Regions from separate parts of the Mus musculus genome. Here region 1 is linked to region 2. Evidence: chromatin loops called from intact Hi-C (ENCODE). Cell type or tissue: heart. All regions are shown on one strand. Links, peaks and the distances in the headings refer to the core of each region. The heading gives the core; the rest is flanking DNA.

The links. Peaks named below come from ENCODE experiments on the same cell type or tissue, not always from the same donor. Only the 100,000 strongest peaks of a DNase experiment are listed, where the experiment ranks them.
Region 1: it touches region 2 in a loop (5-fold over the local background); 6 of 42 quality-filtered maps call a loop at or near these places.

What each region holds. Positions count from the first base shown.
Region 1 is chr11:77,760,655-77,765,032 of GRCm38, forward strand. It overlaps a transcript of Myo18a not described here. Among named protein-coding and RNA genes, the nearest start is that of Myo18a, 14 kb to the right of the region's middle. In heart, for the core only: CTCF peaks have their summits at 2,590 (motif pointing right) and 2,802; DNase peaks (open chromatin) are centred at 2,607 and 3,417; H3K4me3 peaks cover 2,025 bases; H3K27ac peaks cover 2,073 bases.
Region 2 is chr11:77,813,969-77,818,346 of GRCm38, forward strand. Myo18a (myosin XVIIIA) reads left to right here. Exons shown (of 41, transcript NM_001291213.1): 2 at 1,888-2,031; 3 at 3,651-3,738; 4 at 3,931-4,037; 5 at 4,134-4,310. Among named protein-coding and RNA genes, the nearest start is that of Gm36875, 25 kb to the right of the region's middle. In heart, for the core only: a CTCF peak has its summit at 2,258 (motif pointing left); a DNase peak (open chromatin) is centred at 2,133; H3K27ac peaks cover 408 bases.

The DNA of each region.
Region 1 (4,378 bases), core at 126-4,125, 53 kb before region 2:
AATAATAATAACAACTCCCTCAATTGTGGAGATTAAATGAGACAATTCTATCAAGGAGTCAGCCTTGTGTCTGACCCACACTAAGGGGTCAGCTGATGTAAGGGATTTTTATATTATCTTGTTTGTTTCTCCCTTGGCCCTACCAAAGTCAGATTATCTTAGAAGCATAGAAAAAAATCGTTAAAAAATGAAATGGGTATGGTGGTTCATGTCTGCAATCTCAGTACTCTAGAGGCTGAGGGCAGAGCTGTGTAGCAGGACCCTATCACAAAGAGAGAAAGAAAGAAAGGAAGGAAGGAAGGAAGAAAGAAAGAAAGAAAGAAAGAAAGAAAGAAAGAAAGAAGGAAAGAAAGAAAGAAAGAAAAGAGGAGAAGGAAGGAAGGAAGGAAGGAAGGAAGGAAGGAAGGAAGGAAGAATAGAAGGAAGGACAGAAGAGAACAGGAAGGCTGGAGTATAGCCCAGTTCTTAGTATGCTTGCCTGGCATGCATGAAAACCAGGATTTGATCTCAACCCAGCCTTCCATAAAACTGGGCATGGTGACCTACATGAGTAACCCAGCACTTGGGAGGTAGGAACAGGAAGATCAGAAGTTCAAGTGCAGCCCAGGCAATATAAATCTCAAAATCAATTATTACACAAATGGCCCCTTGGTAATGTGGGGGACATTCCTCTGGTATTTTCTGCGAAGGGGAGAGAAATGTTTTACTTTTCCATTCGTGTATGGCCAAGACGAGATGGTGGTGCAGACCTTTAATCCCAGCACTCAGGAAGCAGAAACAAGAGATCTCTGCGAGTTTCAGACCAGCCTGGTTTACATACAGAGTTCCAGGCCAGCCAGAGCTGCATAGAGGGACTCTGTTTCTTTCTTCCTTCCTTCCTTCTCCTTCTTTCTTTTCTCTCTCTTTCTTTCTTTCTCTTTCTTTCTTTCTTTCTTTCTTTCTTTCTTTCTTTCTTTCTTTCTTTCTTTCTTTCTTTCTTTCTTTGTTCCTTTCTTTCTTTCTTTCTCAGACACCGAAGGAACCTGGAAGCAGGAGCCAATGCAGAGGCCATGGAGGAATACTGCCCATGGCTTGCTGCCCATGACTTGTTCAGCCTGCTTTCTTATATAACCCAGGACCACCAACCCAGGGATAAAGGGGCCCTCCCCCATTAACACTAATTAAGAAAATACCCCACAGGCTTGCCTGTAGCCTGATCTTATGGAGGCATTGTCTCAATTGAGGCTCACTCCTCTCAGATGACTTTAACCTGTGTCAAGTTGAGGTAAAGCCAAGCAAGTACCCAGGCACACAAGCTGAGGTTCATCATGGGTGATATGTAGTCTATGGGTTTCCAAAAATGTGTCAAGACTTGTGTGCACCAATTATCATACAGAATAGTTTTACCACCCTAAAAAAAAAAAAAAAATCCCTGTGCTCTACCCTTTGTCCTTACCTCCACCCTAGCTCCTGACACCACAATCTTTCACCATCTCCATAGGAACCTCACTAGCTCTGCCCTTTCCAGAACAACATATAATGGGAATCACATAGTTTAGAGCCTTTCTGATTGGCTTCTTTCACCTAGTAATATACAGTAAGGCTCCTCTGCAACTTTCCATGGCTGGGTTGCTCATATCTCTTTGGCCTTGAATATTTCATTGTCTAGATGTACTGAAGTGATTTATCCACCTCCTGAAGCTATGTTCTATTGAAGATGCCACTTCCATGTTTTGGCAATTATGAATGAAGCTGTTAGAAAGTCATGTGCAGGTTTTTGTGTGGACATGATTTCAATTCATTTGTGTAAATATGAATTATATTTTTAAGAAACTATCTTACAGCCGGGCAGTGATGGCTCATGCTTTTAATCCCAGCACTTGGGAAGCAGAGGCAGGTGGTTTTCTGAGTTTGAGGTCAGCCTGGTCTACAGAGTGAGTTCCAGGACAGCCAGGGCTACACTGAGAAACTGTCTCAAAAACAAACAAACAAACAAACAAATTGTCTTATTGTACTTGTGTCATTCTGTATTCCCACCACCAAGCTGGTGTTTGAACTTGTAATTCTTCCCCCGTCTCGTGTTGGGGTCTGGAGTTGGACCTATGGGTGCTAAACAGACCTCTTAAAGCTTCCAGGGCTCACTCAAACTAAGCCATTGAGAGCCGGTTCCTTCCCACTTTGGGGTGTAGCTCTGGAAGTGCCACCCTAGGATTTAGCCATTGGCACCATCCAGCAGGGCTCTGCCTCTGCAGAGCCACTCTGGGAAGCGGCAGCCACCAAGATTCACATCTCTGAACAGCTCTATCCTGACCAAGCCCATGAATGTCCAGTGCCTGCCTTGGGTAGAATTCCAAACATTTAGCGCGTCCCTCTGGTGTCTTCCCTGGTCAGTGCAACTCAGCACATTACAGACATGCCCCGCAGTCTCCAGCGGCTAGCGCGGACAAAATCTCCAGGCATGGCCTCTGGGACATGGCCGCGGGGTCCTTGGAGTCCATCGCGGACAGTGTTTGGGCAGCGCTGGGCTCCAGCTTGGCCCAAGGCTGGCGGCGCGCCCTGGCATCAGACCGGCCGGCGTCTATGCCGCCAGCCGCCAGCAGGGGGCAGCCTTCGGTTCGCTCGGCTCGCGCGGGCGCGGGGGGGCGGCGCTGCGCCGCGCGGTGCTGCGCTCCAGCCGGGACCCGGCCGGGGCCGCTGGATGCCGCGTCTCCGCTCCTGCTGCCTGCCGGGCGGGCTCCGGCGGCCGGTGAGTGCGGGGCGGCCCCGCGGTGGTGAACCGGGCCCGGGAGGGTGGCGTGGTGAGTTCGGGCCGGCCGACGGGGCCCACGGGCTCCTGCTCCTTCCCTGTCCCCTGGAAACGGCGGCCCGGACTCCAGGCTCTGTCCCTGGCGGCGCCGCGGCGCTGGACAGCCCGGGTGGGGGCCGATCCGGAGCGGCGGGCAGGGAAAGCGCGGGGCCCTTGCTGGCAGTCTGGGCGCCTGCGGCGGGATAGGGTGGCCTTCGGCTTGGGAGGGCTGAAGGTTTAGAGGACCCAGGTGGCCCAGAGCTGCGGGATGGGGGCTGCAGCCTCGGGACTGGGTCGGGGGGGCATAGCGGGGCTAGGCCCGAGACCCCCCAAATGAAGCGAAAGGGGTGAGGCACTAAGGAAGACAGTGAGGAAAGCGAGCACCTCCGCCGAGTCCTTTATCCCTGCCAGCGGCCTTCACCCTTTCACTGCCAGGCCGACAGCGGGCTCCTCTCAAAGGAGCAGCTGCTAGACAGCTGGCAAAACAATGGAGACCCTGCTTCTCGGGCCCCCTGCTCTTGGGACAGATGATTGGAGGGTAGGCGAATGTCAGGCTAGGGGATTTAGCAGCGTAGGCTGCCCGGAGTAAATGGTTGCCCACTTCACCTTTCCCTGCAGGGGGTGGGGTGTGTGTGGGAAGGTAGGGCAGTCTGCCCCAGGCTTCTGGGAGAGAGCACCGACGCCCCGCCCTGCGAACCTGCCGTGCCAGTTGTTTCGCCAATGGAAGGGGAGGTGGTAGGGTCAGGTGCCCCCGCCCCTCCCTGTGCTAGAGGCACGCAGGTTGGTACCCAGCATGGCCCAAGGAGTGGGGTCACACTCCTGGAAGAGATAAGGCCTGTAGGGACACCCCACAGGTTGGGGCTTTGTTGTGGGGGTATCGCCCTGTGTCAAGGCACATGTGTCTACTGATTAGCCGGACAGGCAGCTGCCAGGATGAGCTAGAGGAGGCTGGAGGTGGGAAGGGAGGCCAGCCAACTTGGTCTTGTACTTATTTTGCCTGGTCTTTTAGCCCACGAGGCATGTGTTTGTCAGCCTTGTAATGTGCGGGGACTGCAGGAAGGTAGTTCCTGAAGCTGGTTCTCCTGTCTAGGGCCTTCCTGCCCTCAAGTAGTTCAACAAATGATAGAATTAGGGTTCATCTCGCTAATGCTCTTGGCTTGTTTGCATAGATTGAGTTTGCCTTTCTGTGACCCTGACATAACCGTGGCTGAGGAGGCCCTGAAAGTGCTCCTCTGGTTGTTGAGTGGATACCCTGGGGGAGTATTGGAAAGAAGGAAAAGTTCACCCCAGGACCAGGATGCGGGCATGGCCACCCTAGCAGGATGATGAGTCTAGTGGATGCTGATTCAGGCTTGCCTTGGCTTATGCTCACCAAATCTGGAGCCTTTTTTTTTTGAGCAGGTTGGTGTTCTGTTGCCATGGCAATAGGCCTGGCTAAACGGAGCTCCCACCCTTTCTGGTTCTGGGGCTACTTTCTATTTGGGGATATTGAAAGTTGCTCTCCTGAGGTCTCTAGCTTCCTGACAGGCCTCCTTGTCTCTGTCACAAAGACCGTCCACCTCCTCAGCTTCCTCTCCATCCTTTTGTGATGAGGCTTTTCAGGAAGGATCTTCC
Region 2 (4,378 bases), core at 260-4,259:
CTTGTAGTTAGGGGAGGAATAATGTGGGTGCCAGGGCACAGCCTGAGGGACCTTAGACACTCACTGTGTGCTTCCTCTTGGTAGCCGTCTTTCCTGGAAGCTGCCTTGCCCCCATTCTTCTTGGGTATTGCAGGATGTGGAGGAATGCCAAGTGCCACCCTTCCCCACCCTCCTGTCCTGCTCTGTCAGGGCAGTGTGTTCCTATCTCACAGGGAAGAGTTGGCAGGGGCTTTCTGGCATGATGATCAGGGTAGCAGCTGAACTTCGGTTCCTTGGGGAACCTATAAGTAGCCAGGGAGTGTCATGTGCCTGCCCTGGGCTGTGGCTCCTTCCAGCTCTCTGTACCTTCTTTTTGCACTAGGGTGGAGTTGGGGGCTGAGACATGTCTTGACCTGGAGTTCATTTCTTGTTCATCCTGGGACAAGAGTAAATGGGGTGGTACAATAGTTAGAGCCATAGGAAGAGGTAATCCCAGGTCTCTCACAGGTACCTACCTGTTCCTTTTTCATACCATAGAGTTTCAAAACTCAAACTGGCACTCGGCTTGTCTCCCTGACCCTGCTCCACTTCTGCACTGGGTTCCAGTGGCTTCCTGGGCTAAGAGCTTGGCATGTGGTGCCCCCACTGTCCCCCCAGGCCATAACTAATAGTGGCTTAACCTTTAGACAGGAGCTGACCCCGAGGTCCGGTTGAGTCCTGCAGAGGAGGCACACCAGCGACTTGAGAGGATCTTCACAGCTTCTGTAATGCCACCTCCCTTGTGTGTAGGGTTCCCAGTCCCTGGCCCTATTCTTCCCAAAGCTGGTGACTGGACAGTGTGTTCGCGTGTGTGTGTGCGTGTGCGTGTGCATGTGTGTGATAGCAGGATACTCCATGGCTATCTGTGAGCCCTCACAATGGCTCTTTGGTTGAAGAAAGGAAAGCTGAACTCTATGGAATATTGATACTGCCGACAGCCCAGGGCCCTGTGACCACACAGGGGCGCTTCATAGCTGGGGATCCCATCTCCTTCTCTAGCCCCCCCCCGTCTCCTACTTTGAGGATGCTCATTGGTATGATGGCCTGGCATCTGACAAGGCAGGAGTCAGCGTCTCACATTTTGATGCCCCGTGTCTAGACCCCTGTGAATATTAACCCTTCTCATTTCTAACAAGCAATGTCCAAGGCTTGCCTGGCTCCCATTTCTGCCAGCAAGGCTTTGGGGGGCTTTAAGTAACCAGAATGTAGTGTAAAGGTCAAGTCTGTCTCAAGGGTTGGGCACTTGACAGGTAGCTAGGGTTGGAGCTGGGAGGCCTCTGCTTGCAGTGGGGTCACTGTGCCTGCCCAGGTGTAGAACTCGGTGCAATGGGGGTTGGAATACTGTGACTTAGATTTAGGCTGTCAGTTCCCTTGTGTTAGCTCTGAAATGTAGCCTTTGGCATGGGGAGTGGCACCTCTGGGTTTGTGTCTGTCTGGTAGCCATAGAGAAAATGGTATCCTAGGGGGCAGGGGGAAGGCAGGAGGATGGGGCTACAGGCCTTGGGTGTTGTGAGATGGCCTGGCCTACCAGGAGTGTGGGAGAGCAAGACTAATCCAGGGTAGACTGAATATCCAGTCTAGGTCAGACTGGCTGGAGACAGAGTGTTGGATGCCTGTGTGCCACAAGGAATGACCCACAAGATCCTTCCTTCTGTAGGGTCTGATGATAACAAGAACCTTTCCTTTCTCGGTCTGACCTCTCCTGTCTAGCCAGCAGCCCAATCCTGGGCAAGTGCTCCTGACTTCCAATCTATATCAGGAACAGAGTGCTGGCTCATGCGTCTTGGGTTGTCTTCTGGAGGGGACCTGTAGTGGTCTCTCTACCTGTCTTCACCTTTTTCTCTTTCTTTCTTTGCTTGCTGCTGGCAGCTGGACCCCGAGGCCGCCTCTCCTGCCTACAGCCAGGTAGGGTGCTCCTGCCCCACCCAGGAGCCCTCTGCTTTCTCCAGTGACAACCCACCACCCCCACCCTGTACCTGGGCTGGCGTCTGTGCTCGGGCCTCCTGCTGGAGTGTAAGGCCTCCTTCCCTCTAGGTTCCCACTTTGTTCTGGGGTCTCCAGGGGAGCTGAGGTGATGCAGCTGTGGCCCTTGGGGGAACTTCGTGGCCCCAGCTTTGCCTCTCAGCCCCTGGAGCCCAGGGGTTGCTGCCCTGCTCACACTGGGTAAGGAAACCACCCAAAGACCTTTCTGCCCAGCCTGAAGATGAGACGGTCTCTGTCTCCACCTCCTGGTCAGTGTGAGGAACTTGTTCTCAGGCAGGCCATGACCCTCTGATGTCACTCACACATGGTCACAGAACATGCTCACTCAGGACAAAAGTTTCGCTTGGTTCATGTGCTTTGGAAAAGACAAAAACACTGGAGATTTATTTTTTTGAGACAGAGTTTCTCTCTATAGGCTCTTCTAGAACTCCCTATATAGACCAGGCTGGCCTTGAACTCAGAGCCTGCATCTGCCTCCTGAGTGCCAGGGTCACTCCTTGCTCAATCCTTCAAAAATTAAAAGATCAGAAACCCAGCATTTTAAAATTTTCTCACTTAGATAAACATTGACAGCTTTTTTTACGATCAACCTATTGATCTCCCTCCTTTTCAAATCTAAGGGATGTGACGAAGGTTATACAATATTTCTGCTTACGTGTTCTCGCCATTTTCTGATCCCTGACCCAGGGGTCAGTAGCATAGGATGGTGTCTCTGCTTCCATTTGGGGTCTCATGAGAAAGGGTGAGAATCTGGGGGTTGCCATCTGGGGAAAGTGTTGGAACCAGTGTAAGTCTGAGGGCTGGTCTGTGTCTAGGTGGCCAGCCTCCCTCAAGGTGCCATGACATTGTTGACATTTTGCAGCCGAGGAGCCCGATAACCATGGTATCTAGGTCCCCATTTTGGTCCCAGTTCCTCTGGTGCCACTGTTTCCTAGTTCAAGTGTTCTTATTGGACGGTGTCAGATCTGAGACACTCTGACACTCTGACAGTGCTTATGAATGCCTGTTTTGATTGGTGACCTCTGACCTCCCAGCCCTTTCACACCCACTTCTGTGCGCCCTGTCTTTGACCAGTCAGCTCTGTCCCATGTGCCCCTGCTGCCCTGTGTCCTCATGTGACACTAATATGCCCACTAGGCTTGTGCAGCTACAATCTTCCAAGTCAACAAAGGGGCCTCTGTGGACTGTGACTTGGAGGAGAAGGGCACTGTGCCCTTGCCACATAGAGCATCTTCAGGCTAGAGCCCAGGGCCTCTTATCACTCCATAATGCAGAGTTCTAGGATACAGGAAATGGCTCCTCCCATCTTAGGGGAAGAGCCCTTTTTTTTTTTGGCATGAAAGAACCTGTGACTGTGGCCCAGAGTTCAGGGCTCGAGTCAGGATGCAGATCTCACTGTTCCTGTGTGCCTGAACCCTCAAAGTTACAACCCTAATCTCACTGTCTTTGTCCTCAGTGTTCCTGGCTTCCTACCCTCCTTTCCTAACCTCTCACACGCCCGTGGCCCATGTCCCGTGTCTCCTACCTGACTTTTCCACTTGCTCAGTGGCTCAACTCGAAGCCCTTTCCTCCTTTGTATCCTCATTTTTCTATCCTTGTCTCTGATCTTTTAAAGCAATGTCTGTTTGTCCCCCCGCCCCCTCCAATAGGCCAAGACGGAAGAGCAGATTGCCGCTGAAGAGGCCTGGTATGAGACGGAGAAGGTGTGGCTGGTCCATAGAGATGGATTCTCCTTAGGTGAGTCTGAACATTGGTTATAGATGGTGAGACTTGAGTCAGAACTGGCATGAGGAAATGCCTCTGCCCCTGGTAAGGCCTGGTAGTGAGCAAGGAGAGGCTGGTGAGCCAGTGGGCTAGGAAACAGGATGAGAAGCCTAAGGAGAGCAGTAGAGCTGCCCAGACCCAGGTCCAACTAACCCTGTCCTGCAGCCAGCCAGCTCAAGTCTGAGGAGCTCAGCCTACCCGAGGGGAAGGCGCGTGTGAAGCTGGACCATGACGGAGCCATCCTGGATGTGGATGAAGATGATATAGAGAAGGTTGGAAGGAGCATCTGTCAAGGGAGGACAGAGGCAGGGCAGGCCTGTCCCCTGTGATGGAGTCGGGACCTGTGTCTTCATTGTCTGTCTTCCCAGGCTAATGCTCCTTCATGTGACCGTCTAGAAGATCTGGCCTCACTGGTATACCTCAACGAGTCTAGCGTCCTGCATACACTGCGCCAGCGCTATGGGGCTAGCCTGCTACACACCTATGCTGGCCCCAGCCTGCTTGTCCTTAGCACCCGAGGGGCTCCTGCTGTGTATTCAGAGAAGGTGTGCTCCTATGGCCCCACCCACCTGCCTTATCCTACCTTTCCGGTTCTCTACCCTTCCTCTTTTGT